2 separate regions of the Homo sapiens genome follow, and region 2 is linked to region 1. The links are chromatin loops, found by intact Hi-C in ENCODE. Cell type or tissue: CD14-positive monocyte. All regions are shown on one strand. Each heading gives the region's core, and the rest is flanking DNA. Links, peaks and the distances in the headings are about the cores only.

Region 1 (8,336 bases), core at 28-8,027:
ATCAGAATATGCCACCCTAAAATATGCCACTTTGGCATAAGGATTATTTCGAGCTGAAGGTATCTGAGATTCAACAGATGCAAAAAGAAGCCTCCCCTGAGCTTCACTTAACTGATTAAAAAGCAGAAACTCTGAAGAAATGAGGACTGCCATAAATCTTCTCTCCCAGGGAAGTTTTATGGCCATGAAGAAGAGAGAAATTGAGCACCAAGACTGGCCTGAACAAACCTTGCTAAGATAGCCCCTTATCTTCCACTACGTTCCCACATATATACACCTTCCCACAGTTTGCAGCCCCTAGAGACCTAAAACTCTTTTCCTTTATCTTGTCGCATCCCCACAATTTATTATTCTTTATTAAAAATATCATAGAAGATCTCAGGCCTGTCCACATTTTTTGGAGCTTTACCTCTCTTCTAGAAAGATTCCTTTGACACATAAAAGTGAACATCAAATGAAATCTGTGTGCTTTTCTCTCGTTAATCTGTCTCTTGTCAATCTGATTTGCAAGGCCTCAGCCACTGAACCAAAAGAAGGTAGAGGGAAAATTTTTTGCCTTGCCTGTAGAGGACAATTGCGGTGGGGAAGGGGAGAGAGGATGGAGAGAGACTCCCAGGAGTTCTGGGTAAGAACTAGGAAGTGGCCCTGGTTGCTGTGCTGTCAGGGGCTGCTGCAGGTTTGGCCAATCAAGGAAGAAGCCCCTTGATGTAAGAGCATCAAGTCCCTTGGGCCACAGTCACAGCCTCCACTTCCGGGATTTGGGCAAAACCCAAATATTAATACTGTCCCAGCGAGAGGATTGGGAATATCCTAAAATACCTTTGGGAAGAAATTTCCCAGGAATGCACTCCCATTTTCAAAACTAGTCAATAAATTCTAAAGCAGAGGTATCCAATCTTTTGGCTTCCCTGGGCCATATTGGAAGAAGAATTGTCTTGGGCTACTTATAAGATCCACTGACACTAACAATAGCTGATAAGCTTTAAAAAAATAACCGCAAAAAAAAATCTCAATGTTTTAAGAAAGTTTATGAATTTGTGTTGGGCCACATTCAAAGCTGTCCTGGGCCAGGGGTTGGACGAGCTTGTTCTAAAATATTCATCTTCCAATAAGAAGTTTAAGAGTCAGTGTCTACTTATTATGTAAAATATCCAAATCCCTCTCTTAAAGTTAAAGTACTCTATAGGTCAAACCTCCACCACTCCCTTTCCATTGTATTTTGTTTCTAGCAGTCACACATTATGTGTTGCTTCAGATGCTCCAGAGTGGCTATTGAATTTAAGGCCTCTGAATGTAGTGCTCTTTTTCTCCCCAGATTGAATGCAAACTACTCAAGAGCTGGGATGAGTCTTCTGCTCCTTTTGTCTGCCTTGAGGCACCAAGAACAGTAAAGGTGCCATGAAGAGTGGCACTCAGGGCATTTCTGATGAAAAAACAATCAAATGATGTTTATTGACCTTTGTTAACAATCTTAAAGGGTCTTAGTGGCCTCTCAAACTCCATGATCTCTCTGAAGAGCTGGTTTCTACTATAAGAAATGCCTTCTGAAAAATTGGTTTTGTGTCACCCACCCAGCTTGCATTTGAAGTAAAGCTTTGCTCAGATGAAACTTGCGAACGGCAAAGAACATGCACAGATTATGAGTTTGGGTGTAACTATATCAGAACAAAACAAGTTCCTCTGTGATCTCCATTGTGCTCCATCCACTAGGAGGCCAAGCTCTGCTGTTCCTACAAAGTGCATTTCAACACTAGGCGATCCTTGTTTTTACTCTTCTCCAGATAATGATCACATGCCCCATGGGCATCTGTCTGAAGATGCAAAGAGATCTAGAAGAACTCCTAGCATTTCCACTTTTAAAAGGAATGGAAAGAGGCAGGCTAAAAGGAAGGAGGCAGCAGCTGCCACCCCCAGGTGCCACTGCCCCACACTTTCTCTCATCCTTTCATACCTTCATCCACCACCCCAATACTCTCAAGTCATCTCCCCACACCTTCACCCTCCCACCCCATACCTTCACGTAGGTTGGATCCCATTGGAGACATTCCTTGGCAGCAACAAATGCCTCATTCCACTTCCCAAGGCTGAAAAATGCATTTGATTTGTTGCACAGCAGCACAGCCAAGTCCCTCGGGGGAACCCTGTAAGAACAAACCGGTGGTCTGTCATGGTTCTGCAAATACAGAAAACAGTCTGTGAAGTCCCCCCATTCGGTGCTGGCTGCTGCCATCAGGAAGGGGGTTTCAGTAGGAAATGACTCATTCATGCTTATCAGATCAGTCTCCCAGACCCCAAACGAGCCTGGAACATTTACAATATATAAATCTGTCCTTCCTCACTCCCAAATACTCTGCTCCCGTCTTTTAATGACAATTGTTCTCAACAGGTTGGTTCCATCTCTCACTGATCTCCACGCATAATCATTTCATCTCCATTGCCAGCCCTCAGAAGAATCGGCTTCAGGTAAGAGGCCTGTGCAGGCCCTGGGAGCAGGGCCTATAAGGCAGGGAATTCCATAGTCTTGGTACCCACAGTGTAGACCAAAGGGGATGCAAGAACTCTGGGTGAGTACGGCCCTGGCCCCACAGACTCCTGCCTGTGAGGAGGGGCACAGCTGGAAGATGGCCAAAGGAGGGCCCTTTAAAGCGCAGCAGGGCAGGGATGGCTCTGGCCTTGGTCTAGAGGTAATATAGCTGCAAGTTAATGCTGAAACCAGGCCAGAAGAAAAAGGAAAATTCAAAGCAAACCACAATATGTCAAGAGAAGCCCAGCTACCAATGGAATATAAGACACACAAATAAAAAAAGCAAGCCTTATGACTTCTTTTTTATTTAATATCTTTGAGACAGAGTCTCACTCTGTCGCCCAAGCTGGAATGCAGTGGTGCAATCTCAGCTCACTGCAACCTCCACCTCCTGGGTTCAAGCACTTCTGCCTCAGCCTCCCGAGTAGCTGGGATTACAGGTGCACACCACCACACCCGGCTAATTTTTGTATTTCTAGTAGAGATGGGGTTTCACCATGTTGGCCAGGATGGTCTCGAATTCCTGACCTCGTGATCCGCCTGCCTCAGCTTCCCAAAGTGCTGGGATTACATAATTAAGATATTAAATAGGCCAGGCGCAGTGGCTCATGCCTGTAATCGCAGCACTTCGGGAGGCCGAGGCCGAGGCGAGGAGTTCGAGACCATCCTGGCCAACATGGTGAAACCCCATCTCTACTAAAATACAAAAAAATTATCTGGGTGTGGTGGGGTGCACCTGTAGTCCCAGCTACATGGCAGGCTGAGGCAGGAGAATCGTTTGAACCCAGGAGGAGGAGATTTCAGTGAGCCAAGATCGCACCACTGCACTCCAGCCTGGCAACACAGCAAGACTCCGTCTCAAAAAAAGAAAAAAAAAAATCTTAATCGTAAAAATAATACAAATCACTGTAGAATAATACAAAAATCACTGTAGATAATGCAGACAAGCACAAAAATATTAATAAACAAAGGAAAAATCACCTCCATTACTGTCCCCACCCTCGATGTTTTGTGTCTGGCTTCTTTCATGGCCCAACATTCCCTCTAGGTGAAGGGATGAGGCCCCAGAAGCACACAGGAGGCAGTGGGGTCAGGCAGTGAGGGATCAGCAAGGGAGCAGTGACCGCAAGTGTAAGAGATGCCATGGTGTCCATCCCAGACACTCTGGCCAGTGCAGCCATTCCCAGCTGCAATGTCTGTTGGCTGCAGCTAGAGGTTCTCAGCACCCTGTTCTCCAGAGATTTATCCTCAGCCTAATGAGAGCTACCCTCTCCCCAGGAAGTTACACCCATACTAGGGACTGAACTTCCCCCATCCCCAACTGCCAAAAAAAAAAAAATCCCTGGGTAGGCCGGGCACAGTGGCTCATGCCTGTAATCCCAGCACTTTAGGAGGCCGAGCGGGCGGATCACGAGGTCAGGAGATCGAGACCATCCCGGCTAACACGGTGAAACCCCATCTCTACTAAAAATACAAAAAATTAGCCGGGCGTGGTGGCAGGTGCCTGTAGTCCCAGCTACTCGGGAGGCTGAGGCAGGAGAATGGCGTGAACCCGGGAGGCGGCGGAGCTTGCAGTGAGCCGAGATCGTGCCGTTGCACTCTAGCCTGGGAGACAGAGCAAGACTCTGTCTCAAAAAAAAAAAAAAAAATCCCTGGGTTGAAGCCCTACCCCTCAATGTGACAATATTTGAACATGGAACCATTGGGAGGTAATTATGTTTAGCTGAGGTCATGAGGGTGGAGTCCTCACAATGGAATAAGAAGAGACGCTGGAGAGCTTGCTCTCTCCTCTTTGCACGTAACACAGTGAGAAGGCAACCATCTACAAGCCAGGAAGACAGCCCTCACAGGGGGCAGCTTGATCTTGGACTTCCCAGCCTGTAGAACTTTGAAAAATAAATTTCTGTTGTTTAAGCCACCCAGTCTGTGCTATTTTGTTATGGTAGCGCAAGCAGACTAATATAGCCCACTCCCTAGGATGACTGCCGGGAGCCAGACAGCCTAAAACCAGTGACTGACTGATATGAGAATCAAAAGGTTAACCTCCTTGCCTCAAGATGGAACCAGCTCTGCAGTATGATTCATGCTCCAGAGCTGCCTATGGGATCAGGCAAATCTTGCTTGGTTTAGACACCATCCCTGCTTAGAGCCTTCCTTGTGCCATCCTGCCTCCCTCAGTCCCCTTTCTCCTGCAAGTACGCTGTAAATCACATGCACCTGAGTCTCAGTGTTAGCTAGCTGTGGCAGGAAGGCCAGCAGCAGGTGATGGGCAAGGGGAACAGTGTCAGGAAGGTCCCACAAAAGGCAACATGAGGGTCCAGGCAGAAGTCCCAGTAGGGGTCACACAGTAAGTGGTGGAGCTGAGCTTTGAACACACATAGTGTGGGGTCAGTCTACAACCATAAACACTACACAATACTACCTCTTTCTAAGAAAGCTGAATGTTTGCCTTGATCGAGGATCTCTAGACCCAGCTCTGACACAATTCTGATATGTACCAGGACAAGGCAGAACTGCAGAAACTACAGACACAAGCTAATTACACTCAACTCAACCTCAACTAGAGTGTAGACATCAAGGAGATGGGAGGGGGAGGTGGAGCCGTGTTTCAGTAATTTAATTTGGTGCCATTTCCTAGCACAAGTTTAGGTTGTGTGCACCCTACAGATGCCAACATCTGCTCGCTCTACTGCAGCTGTTCCAAAAGGATGATCTGGGAACTTCTGGGGACCCTCAAGGCCACTGCAGGTGATCCACAAGGTGAAAATACTTTCACAGTTGTGGTAAGCTGAATAATGGCCCCCAAATACTGTTCTTTTTATGGAAAAAGACAAACTTTTGTGATTAACAAATGATGTAGCAGATGTGATCAATTTAAGGATTTTAGGAATAGGAGATTATCCTGAATTATGATAAAATCACAAGGGTCCCTATGATCGAGAGAGACAGAGGGAGACAGAAGCACAGCTGAGGAGAAGGCAAGGTGATGACAGAAGCAGAGATTGGAATGATAAGCTTTGAAGATAAAGGAAGGAGCCACAAGCCAAAGAATACACACCGCCACTCAAAGCTGAGAAAGGCAAGGAAGTGCCTTCTCCCCCTCAGAGCCTCCACAAAGAACCAGCCCTGCTAACACCTTGATTTTAGCCCCATTAGACTCATTTAGAACTTCTGATCTTCAGAATTGCAAGAGAAAAAATTTGTATTGCTTTAAGCCCTAAATTGGTGGTAACTTGCTACAGCAGCAACAGGAAACTAATACAATAATTAAGACATAATGTGCCTTGTTCATACTCATTCCCTCACACTCACACAGGGAGTTTTCCAGAAGCCATATGACATGTGATATTGCAACAGACTGAATACAGATGTAAGAAGCCAGCTGTCTTCTGTGGAGACAAGACATTAAGAAGGAGATTTACAAAAATGTACAAGTTTTTGTTTTGGAAAATATACTTTAAAAATACAACATGTAATAGATTTACTGATATATTTATTTATTTATTTTTGAGACAGAGTTTCACTCTTGTCACCGAGGCCAGAGTTCAATGGCACGATCTCGGCTCGCTGTAACATCTGCCTCCCACGATCAAGCGATTCTCCTGCCTCAGCCTCCCAAGTAGCTGGGATTACAGGCGTGCGCCACTACGCCCAGCTAATTTTGTATTTTTAGTAGAGATGGGGTTTCACCATGTTGGCCAGGCTGGTCTTGAACTCCTGAAGTCAGGTGATCTGACCGCCTCGGCCTCCCAAAGTGCTGGGATTACAGGTTTGAGCCACTCTACCCAGCAAATTTATTGATTTTTTTTTTTTTTTTTTTTTTTGAGACGGAGTCTGGCTCTGTCGCCCAGGATGGAGTGCAGTGGCGTAATCTCGGCTCACTGCAAGCTCCACCTCCCGGGTTCACGCTATTCTCCTGCCTCACCCTCCGGAGTAGCTGGGACTACAGGTGCCCACCACCACACCCGGCTAATCTGTTGTATTTTTAATAGAGATGGGGTTTCACCCTGTTAGCCAGGATGGTCTCGATCTCCTGACCTCGTGATCTGCCCACCTCGGCCTCCCAAAGTGCTGGGATTACAGGCATGAGCCACCGCACCCGGCCAATATTTTTAAATAAATACATATTTTATTTTTTTATCAGTTTTAAGTTCTACCATACTGTATTGACAGCTACAGCCTACATAAACAGAAGAAGCTCTTTAGGGTCCTCAGCAATGTTTAAGCATGTTGTGATACTACAATGTTTGAGAACAGGTCTGTAAGAAGCTGAAGGGGCAAGGAAAGAGAAAGTGAACCTTAGTGCCCGGCGGGGTGTGCGCTGTGGCCACGGAGTAAATGGCATAGATAATAAAGAAGATGAAATGAATGACAACGAAGAGGTTTGTTCGAAGACTTCAGCCATCCCATTAAATCTGACCCCTAGCCAGCCAGAACGGGAAGTTTTGTTATGTTTATCAACAGTCCTCTATGTTTCACTTTCTATTTCCCTTCTTACACAATCCCTGTTCACTTCTAAGCTGACAATGCAGAGAAGATAAATAGGAAGTGAGCAATAAAGAAAACAGAAACAGGGTGGAATGATAAGAAATGAAAAGAAATCATAAGGAACAGAGTCCCATGTACTGAAAAAGAAAAGATGAGGTGAAAATGCAAACACTTACCCCCACTGGTATAACTGCAGGAGAATCTGGATGGCTTCATCGTACTTTCTGATGGCCAAAGAGAAGTTCCCATTCTTAAGAACCTGGTTGCCGGATTCTTTCAGCAGCTCAGCGTAAGCTGTCAGGTCCATCCTGTGAGGAGACGGGGGAGACGCTTGCTGCCAGACCCGTGCAGGGCATGTTCACCTTCCGGTCTGCATTGCTGAAATCTGGAGAAGGAGTTCGCTCACTATGGCCCCACCCACCTTCAAAGGGCACATCTTGGCAACACCTCTCACCACCAGGAAACCAGGCAGAGTGTCTGACAAGACTATTTCTTTGTCAGTTCTTTTCTGTTCTCAAGGGTGGCCAGACCAATTCCATTTATTCAGCATTAATGATCTGGAGGAGGCTGCTTCCATGCATGAGACAACATAAACCTGGCAGGTAGTGAGTGCTATCCCTGTAACTGGCATTATTATTAATCTCATTTACCCATCATCACAGCCCACAGGAAGGCATTGTCCCCACTGTTCAGATGAGGAAACTGAGGCTCAGAGGTTCAAGTCACTTGCCTAAAAATCTGCTGATGGCATTTCCCATTTCTGACCCCAGATCTGACCAATTTCTAGTTTCTGCTCTTGACCACTGTACCACATCACGTATTGGTAAAAACTCAGCTGATAGTACTTCCACTCTCTTAGCAGATGGAACAGGGAGGGCAGGTGAAGGCCTCAGTATGCAAGTGGCTAGGACACAGAGACACAACCACTGTCTCTCCTGTCCCCCTCCTTTCTTAAAACACTATAAAATAAGCCTTGAAATATTTGTCCCTGAGACAGCCATTGCCTGCCTACTTGTCTGTGTCCCCCAAGGGTATTTGCCTCTTTCAGGTCAAACCCCTATTTTGTTAAGTTTTGTAGCCGTATGGCCTTGAACATAAGGGGTACTTAAATATCTGTGGTGTAACAATTGAATGCCAGACCCAGAGAAGACGCACATTACTGATTTTCTCCAGTGTGGCCTGGGTGGTTGGAGAGAACTGCCTGGCAGCCCTGACCACATGGGGGGCCTTGGTAAGTGTGCTGAACAAAGGCAGGAGAGGAGAGCACCCAGGAAGATCTTAAGAAGCAGCTGCCAAGGAGACAGGGAAAAGGTGGGGGTCAGAG
Region 2 (8,336 bases), core at 300-8,299, 330 kb after region 1:
TCACCCAGGATAGGGTGCAGTGGCGTGATCTCAGCTCACTGCAGCCTCTACCTCTCTGGAGCAACGATCCTCCTATCTCGGCCTCCAGAATAGCTGTGACTACAGGTGCACACCACAAACCCAGCTAAATTAAATATTTTTTTGCAGAGACAAGGTTCTGCTACATTGGCCAGGCTCAAACTCTTGGGCTCCAGTGATCCACCCATTTTGGCTGCCCAAAGTGCTGGAATTACAGGTGTGAGCTACCGCGTCTGACCAAAATTGCCATTTTTGAAGTTAAAAAAAATCAGCAATTCCATGAGATTCAATCTAACATATGTGTATAGCATATGCTTATGCACATAATTTTTAATCACACTGATGATAGCATGCTATATACACAATAGATTTCTCACTTAACAATTAATCCTGAGATCTCCCCATATCAATATATATAGAGCTGCCTCATTCTTTTTTTTATTTTGTGCCTATTTATTAGTTTTCTTGGCTAAATATTGTTATTCTAAAATTTACATGCAGAAAAATTGAGCTCCATTTTTGATTTACAGCTCTATGAGTTGTAATGCATGCATAAATTTGTGTACCCATTACAATCGGGAAACAGAAATAAGTCAAATATATCAGTGTAACCTCCAACAATGACCAAAACAAAATATTATCAGTGCTCGAAAATCTCCTCTGAAACCCTCATCTCCATTGCTATGCCTTTCCTATACCCCAAGACAATATTTTCCTTTACTTCTAACACAATAAATTAATTCTGGCTTATATGGAATTGTATAGGGAATCATGTACACTAAAACATCCTTTCGTTTGTCTTTTTTCTGTTCACCATGATGTAAGATTTATCTATATTGTCTTATGATTACTATAGAGCAATGAATTGCACCATATTTCATTATATTATAGTATTTTTGATAAGCAGAATTCAAAATAAACTTTTGCATAGATTGACAAACTATTTTTATTTATGGTTTCTGGATCTTGTGTTACACTTAGGCCTTTAGCACTCCAAGATTATAAAATTCTCTTACATTTTCTCCTAGTACTTTAATAATTTCTTTCTTTCTTTCTTTCTTTCTTTTTTGAGACAGTCTCACTCTGTCGCCCAGGCTGGAGTGCAGTGGCGCGATCTCGGCTCACTGCAAGCTCCGCCTCCCGGGTTCACGCCATTCTCTCGCCTCAGCTTCCCGAGTAGCTGGGACTACAGGCTCCCGCCATCATGCCCGGCTCATTTTTTGTATATTTAGTAGAGACGGGATTTCACCGTGTTAGCCAGGATGGTCTCGATCTAGTGACCTTGTGATCCGCCCTCCTTGGCCTCTCAATGTGCTGGGATTACAGGCGTGAGCCACTGCGCCCAGCCAATAATTTCATTTTTTTCAAACTTAATTCCCACCCCTACCCCGCCACCAAAAGATATCAACCTATTACCCAAATACTCATTTAATCCTTACAGGAATTATAGTGGATACAATTGAGAGGTGACAGCGTGCTGGCAGTCCTCACAGCCCTCGCTCGCTCTTGGCACCTCCTCTGCCTGGGCTCCCACTTTGGTGGCACTTGAGGAGCCCTTCAGCCCACTGCTGCACTGTGGGAGCCCCTTTCTGGTCTGGCCAAGGCCGGAGCCGGCTCCCTCAGCTTGCAGGGAGGTGTGGAGGGAGAGGCGCGAGCGGGAACCGGGGCTCCGCGCCGTGCTTGCGGGTCAGCCGGAGTTCCGGGTGGGCGTGGGCTTGGCGGCCCCGCACTCGGAGCAGCCTGCCGGCCCTGCCGGCCCCGGGCAATAAGGGGCTTAGCACCCGGGCCAGCAGCTGCGGAGGGTATACTGGGTCCCCCAGCAGTGCCAGCTCAAGAGCGCTGCGCTCGATTTCTCACCGGGCCTTAGCTGCCTTCTCGCGGGGCAGGGCTTGGGACCTGCAGCCTGCCCTGCCTGAGCCTCCCACCCTCTCCATGGGCTCCTGTGCGGCCCGAGCCTCCCCGATGAGCGCCTCCCCGATGAGCGCCGCCCCCTGCTCCACGGCGCCCAGTCCCATCGACCACCCAAGGGCTGAGGAGTGCGGGCGCAAGGCGAGGGACTGGCAGGCAGCTCCACCTGCAGCCCCAGTGCGGGACCCACTGGGTGAAGTCAGCTGGGCTCCTGAGTCTGGTGGGGACGTGGAGAATCTTTATGTCTAGCTCAGGGATTGTAAATACACCAATCGGCACTTTGTATCTAGCTCAAGGTTTGTAAACACACCAATCAACACCCTGTGTCTAGCTCAGGGTTTGTGAATGCACCAATCGACACTCTGTATCTAGCTACTCTGGTGGGGCCTTGGAGAACCTTTGTGTTGACAGTCTGTATCTAGCTAATTTAGTGGGGACGTGGAGAACCTTTGTGTCTAGCTCAGGAATTGTAAACGCACCAATCAGTGCCCTGTCAAAACAGACCACTCCACTCTACCAATCAGCAGGATGTGGGTGGGGCCAGATAAGAGAATAAAAGCAGGCTGCCTGAGCCAGCAGTGGCAACCTGCGGGGGTCCCCTTCCATACTGTGGAAGTGTTGTTCTTTTGCTCTTTGCAATAAATCTTGCTACTGCTCACTCTTTGGGTCCACACTGCTTTTATGAGCTGTAACACTCACAGCGAAGGTCTGCAGCTTCACTCCTGAAGCCAGCGAGCCCACGAGCCCACCGGGAGGAACGAACAACTCCAGATGCACCGCCTTAAGAGCTGTAACACTCACCGCGAAGGTCTGCAGCTTCACTCCTGAGCCAGCGAGACCAGGAACCCCCCAGAAAGAAGAAACTCCGAACACATCTAAACATCAGAAGGAACGAACAACTCCAGATGCCCCACCTTAAGAGCTGTAACACTCACCATGAGGGTCTGCGGCTTCATTCTTGAAGTCAGTGAGACCAAGAACCCACCAATTCCGGACCCACAATTACATGTCTTAATTTTAGAGATGAAGACACTGAAACATACAGAAGTTATTTTCCCCAATCACAAATAATAAATGGCAAAGCTGGCATCTGAACACAATCAGTTGACTTTAATGTTAATCTGCTTATTCATTACTCTATCCAGCCTTTCCATGGGAACTCATCACCATTATCAACATTACTGGCAAGCACCTCTTTTTTTTTAAACTACAACGGAAACACAGTATTTAAATGTTTGCAAGAGTGAATTAGGTTACTTAGGAGTCTAATTAGCAAGTAGTTACTTAGTAAGGAGTAGGGAATTTGACACCTTCTCATTTCTATCTCATGAACAGTTCTGTCTCTTACCAAGGGACCTCATTCTTGAAATAAGATTTACTTCTGAGCCCAGTGTTGTTTTCTCTTCAAATGATTGCTCTGATTCCATTTTTGAGTCATCAGCCATGTAAATATCTCTGGAACGTGTCATGTAAACAAATGCAGAACTGTTAAAAATTAAGTTGGGCCGGGCGCAGTGGCTCACGCCTGTAATCTCAGCACTTTGGGAGGCCGAGGCGGGCGGATCACGAGGTTAGGAGATCGAGACCATCCTGGCTAACACAATGAAACCCTGTCTCTATTAAAAATACAAAAAATTAGCCGGGCGCAGTGGCCAGTGCCTGTAGTCCCAGCTACTTGGGAGGCTGAGGCAGGAGAATGGCGAGAACCCAGGAGGCGGAGCTTGCAGTGATCCGAGATCGCGCCACTGCACTCCGGCCTGGGTGAAAGAGCAAGACTCCGTCTCAAAAAAAAAAAAAAAAAATTAAGTTGAACAGCTTAAAAATATTAGCAAACTGTGACTCAGAGAAGTGAAGGAAGTGTTAAACACAGCTGGAGACCAGGAAAGAGGGCAAGAAGTCCTGGAGTCACTTTCTAGTTCTATCACTGAGATCATATTACTATGGACAAGTCATTTTTTGGTTCTTTGTGTCTATTTGTCAAACAGAGCCAATAAGAGTAAGAAGTAGCTCTTCACTTTTCCATAGTTTATTTACTTTATGCCAGTAATGGGCATTAAATTAACAACAAACATTTGTTTAAATTTTTAAATTTTAAATTAAAAAAAAATTTTTTTTTGAGACGGAGTCTTGCTCTGTCACCCAGGCTGGAGAGCAGTGGTGCGATCTCAACTCACTGCAACCTCTGTGTCCCAGGTTCAAGCAATTCCCCTGCCCCAGCCTCCCAAGTAGCTGGGATTACAGGCATGTGACACCACGCCCGGCTAAGTTTTATATTTTCAGTAGAGATGGGGTTTCACCATGTTGGTCAGGATGGTCTTGAACTTCTGACCTCATGATCTGCCCACCTCAGCCTCCCAAAGTGCTAGGATTACAGGCGTGAGCCTGTAACAACAAACATTTTTAAAAACCCTCTAAAGATAAGTTATACCAGGCTGAAAAGTTGGCTAAATTCCAGAGAGTCTAAGTTTAGACTCTGATGTGTAGAACTTTCTTCCATGAGAGGTTTTCCAACTGTTTTATAATTAAAATTTACATAGCCTTACAATATTCTCCTGTAAAAGTAAATATTAACAACATAACATTTCGAAGCTTTCTAATGAAGTATATTAAAACAATATAGTAATACAAATATTTCAATTTCTACATCTTTGTTACTTGTTACAACAAAAGTCTCTCTTCTCCCACCTCCATATCTTGAGTAGAACTGTAATGAAAGGAAGTAAGAGCTGGGGTCATAAAATATGTGACACCTACCCTAAATTCAACTCATTCCCCCCTCTCCCCCAACTCCCATCCCGTAAAACCCCTTGGAAGCATAAGCATCAAGATCCCCAGGGAACTGCAGTCATGCTGTCCAGGCTGAGACCAGTAACAAATGGAGAAGTGTCCCATAGCAGAGAGGTGATTTAGCAAAAGTAAAGAGACAGTGAGAAGAACACATAACTTGGAAGATGAAGGACTATTTTACTTCCCTAAATATACTTAGAGGGAATTGTCCCTTAGGGGAAAAGGAAGAGCAAATATCTGGGTTACATGAATTGTGTAATACAATGTGAAAGAACTATGATAACATACACACTTAAGATGACGTTTTAACATTGCTTATAATTAAATAAATGGAAACTACAACAAAAGTAAAATACGATTCACCATCTTTTTGACTGACAAAAAATTAAAAACATATTCATAAGGGCATTTCCCACACTATCAGTAGAAATATAAATTGCTATACATTTTGGAGATCAAGTTGGCATTAATCATGCTCATTGGATGGAACTCTCAATTATACTTCTAGAAATCCATTATTTTCTTTTTTCTTTTTTCTTTTTTTTTTTTTTTTGAGACGGAGTCTCGCTCTGTCGCCAGGCTGGAGTGCAGTGGCACCATCTCGGCTCACTGAAACCTTGGACTCCCTGGTTCAGGTGATTCTCCAGCCTCAGCCTCCCGAGTAGCTGGGACTACAGGGGCGCACCACCATGCCAGGTTAATTTTTGTATTTTTAGTACAGACGGGGTTTCACCACGTTGGCCAGGAGGGTCTCAATCTCCTGACCTCGTGATCCACCTGCCTTGGCCTCCCAAAGTGCTAGGATTACAGACGTGAGCCACCACTCCCGGCCAGAAATCCATTATTTTCTACAGAAACATACACACTAGTATACAAACATTTATTTATAAAGTTGCTCACTTTAATAGTTTTTTATTAGCAAAAAACAGGAGAGAAGCTAAATGCCTACCAATTAGAAATCTTAAATTATAATTCATACATAGTATAAAATACTATGCAGCCATTAAAGGGATTGAAATACATATACTGATTAGAAATGATATTCATGGCATATTAATTGAAGAAAGCAAGATATGGATTTTGTATAATCAATTTTTCATAAAACAAAACTAAATATATTTATGTATAATTAAATGTATATATTTCATATATTTTATGTATAGATAATTAAATGTATATATTTTATAAATACAGAAAAATTAAAAAAACGAAAAATGAATTACTAATAGAGGTTATTTGCAGGAACCAGATTACATTTGTTACAGTGAGCATATTACTTTTGTAACAAAAGAAGATAAAAATTCAGTGTGATACATACATTAACAGCATGTAAGACTGAGGCTGTATAGAGGAGAGCATGATTAACTCCACTGATATGTGTGTGTCGGGGGTGGTTTGGGGAGTGGTATTAGAGAATGCTTGAAAGAGATTATGAAATATGAGCACAGCATTGTCCAGGGTAGAGAGGCAAAGTGGAAAAGGAAGAAAGGTACAGTCAAGGAGGACAATGAGTACACTGCCGTACTCATGATTTTCACAACTGCTCTATATAATTTGTAGACCAAAAAAAAGAAAGGCAAGCACGTATATAAAAGCAGGTTGTGGGCCAGGTGTGGTGGCTCACGCCTGTAATCCCAGCACTTTGGGAGGCTGAGGCAGGCGGATCACCTGAGGTCAGGAGTTCGAGACCAGCCTGGCCAACATGGCAAAACCGTCTCTACTGAAAATACAAAAATTAGCGGGGCGTAGTGGCATATGCCTATAATCCCAGCTACTAGGGAGGCTGAGGCAGGAGAATCGCCTGAATCCAGGAAGTAGAGGTTGCAGTGAGCCGAGATCATGTCACTGCACTCTGGCCTGAGTGACAGACTGAGACACCATCTCAAAAAAAAATAAAATAAAATAAAAGCAGGATGTGGCTAGGTGTGGCGGCTCACACCTGTAATCTCAGAACATCAGGGAGGCTGAGGCATGTGGAACACCTGAGCCCAGGTGTTGGAGACTAGCCTGGGCAACACAGTGAGACCCTGTCTCTCTCTCTCTCTCTTAAAAAAAGAAAAAGCAGAATGTGCCAAGGGAACCCTGAGTTAATTTGACATTTCTGGAACTTTGAAGTGTGAAGAGTGGCCAGGGTTTAGTAAGAGGGAAAGCAGGAGCCAGGCTGCTGAGGGCTTCTTGTACTGCCTGGTAGCACGAACACTGTTATGTAGGACAAGGTGACCACTGATGGGGTTGCAGCAGGAGAGTAACATCAGCTATGTGGAAGATGGATTGGAAAGAAGCAAAACTGGAAACTGGGGGGCCATTTAAATGATAAGCTATAATGAAGACTGAAACTAGTGGCGGGGTAAATTAGGAAAGCAGATGGATTTCAGAAGTATTTCAGAGGAAAATACACAAGACTTAGTGATTCTCTGGATATGGGTGATGTATAGAGAGAGATGTCTTGATTGACTTCCAAACTTTTGGCTTTGGTAACTGGGAAGATGGAGATTACACCAGCCAAGGTAGAAAATATAGATGAAAAAACAAGCTTATGAAAAGGAGAAGCAGCAAGAGGGTAAGAGGAAACACAGAAGGGACAAGCCTGATGGTGATGGTAGAGGGGTAGTAGCAGATGATTTTGTTTTTGGAGATGTTGAAGGTGAGATGCCTGTGGGCCATTAAGGAGGGCCATTAAGGGAAGTTGCCCAGTTGGCCATTAAGGCAAGTGGATGTATTAAGATTAATTGTTTTTTTTTCCCCCATTGGTAGTGTATTTAAAAAAACAAAACCCTGGCATAGTGGCTCACTCCTGTAATCCCAGCAATTTGGGAGGCGGAGGTGGACGAATCACTTGAGGTCAGAAGTTTGAGACCAGTCTGGCCAACGTGGTGAAATCCCGTCTTTACTAAAAATACAAAAATTAGTTGGCTTGGTGGCACAGGCCTGTAGTCCCAGCTACTCATGAGGCTGAGGCAGGAGAATTGCTTGAACCCAGGTGGCGGAGGTTGCAGTGAGCCGAGATCGCGTCACTGCACTCCAGCCTGGGCAACAGAGTAAGACTCTGTTTAAAAAAAAAAACAAAAAATACTAACTCTGTAGAAATGTAGTGTCAGGCCCTGTACTAGCACTGACTGGGATGCATGACAGACATAGTTCTTGGCCCTGCTCAACCTGAGAGCCCAGTGGAGATGCTATAGTCTAGAGCAGGGGTGTCTAATCTTTTTGCTTCCCTGGACCACACTGGAAGAATTGGCTTGGGCCACACATAAAATACACTAACAATAGCTGATAGCCCCCCCCAAAAAAATCACAAAAAAATCTCATAATGTTTTCAGAAAGTTTATGAATTTGTATTGGGCCACATTCAAAGCCATCCTGTGCCACATGCAGCCTATGGGGCCGTGGGTTGGACAAGCTTGATCTAGAGCTCAGGGGAAAGGTGTAGGCTGGAGTTCTCAACATACAGAGGGAGAGCGTTATGAGTGAGAATTAAACTCTTAGAATTGATAAGTTTCATTTACTGTGAATTGTACGCTTTACGCATATCATCTCATTTGAACTTCACAACAATCCTATGAAATAGTATTAAATTATTAAAGATGAGGAAAATGAAATGCAGAGAGCTAAGACTCAGAGGT

Evidence for each region. Hi-C counts contacts between places; a loop is a spot of excess contacts. Peaks named below come from ENCODE experiments on the same cell type or tissue, not always from the same donor. Only the 100,000 strongest peaks of a DNase experiment are listed, where the experiment ranks them.
Region 2: a loop joins it to region 1, with 2.9 times the contacts of the local background. A loop is called at or near these places in 4 of 110 quality-filtered maps.

What each region holds. Positions count from the first base shown.
Region 1 is chr3:36,901,135-36,909,470 of GRCh38, forward strand. It overlaps TRANK1 (tetratricopeptide repeat and ankyrin repeat containing 1), which reads right to left. Exons shown (of 24, transcript NM_001329998.2): 2 at 7,189-7,320; 3 at 2,015-2,141. Among named protein-coding and RNA genes, the nearest start is that of TRANK1, 40 kb to the right of the region's middle. RefSeq lists enhancers at 6,760-6,809, 6,830-7,149, 7,160-7,309. In CD14-positive monocyte, for the core only: a CTCF peak has its summit at 3,724; DNase peaks (open chromatin) are centred at 3,767, 5,847, 7,017 and 7,357; H3K4me3 peaks cover 1,722 bases; H3K27ac peaks cover 2,283 bases.
Region 2 is chr3:37,231,344-37,239,679 of GRCh38, forward strand. No RefSeq gene overlaps it. Among named protein-coding and RNA genes, the nearest start is that of GOLGA4, 7.8 kb to the right of the region's middle. In CD14-positive monocyte, for the core only: no CTCF peak of the experiment used is centred there; a DNase peak (open chromatin) is centred at 4,888; H3K27ac peaks cover 653 bases.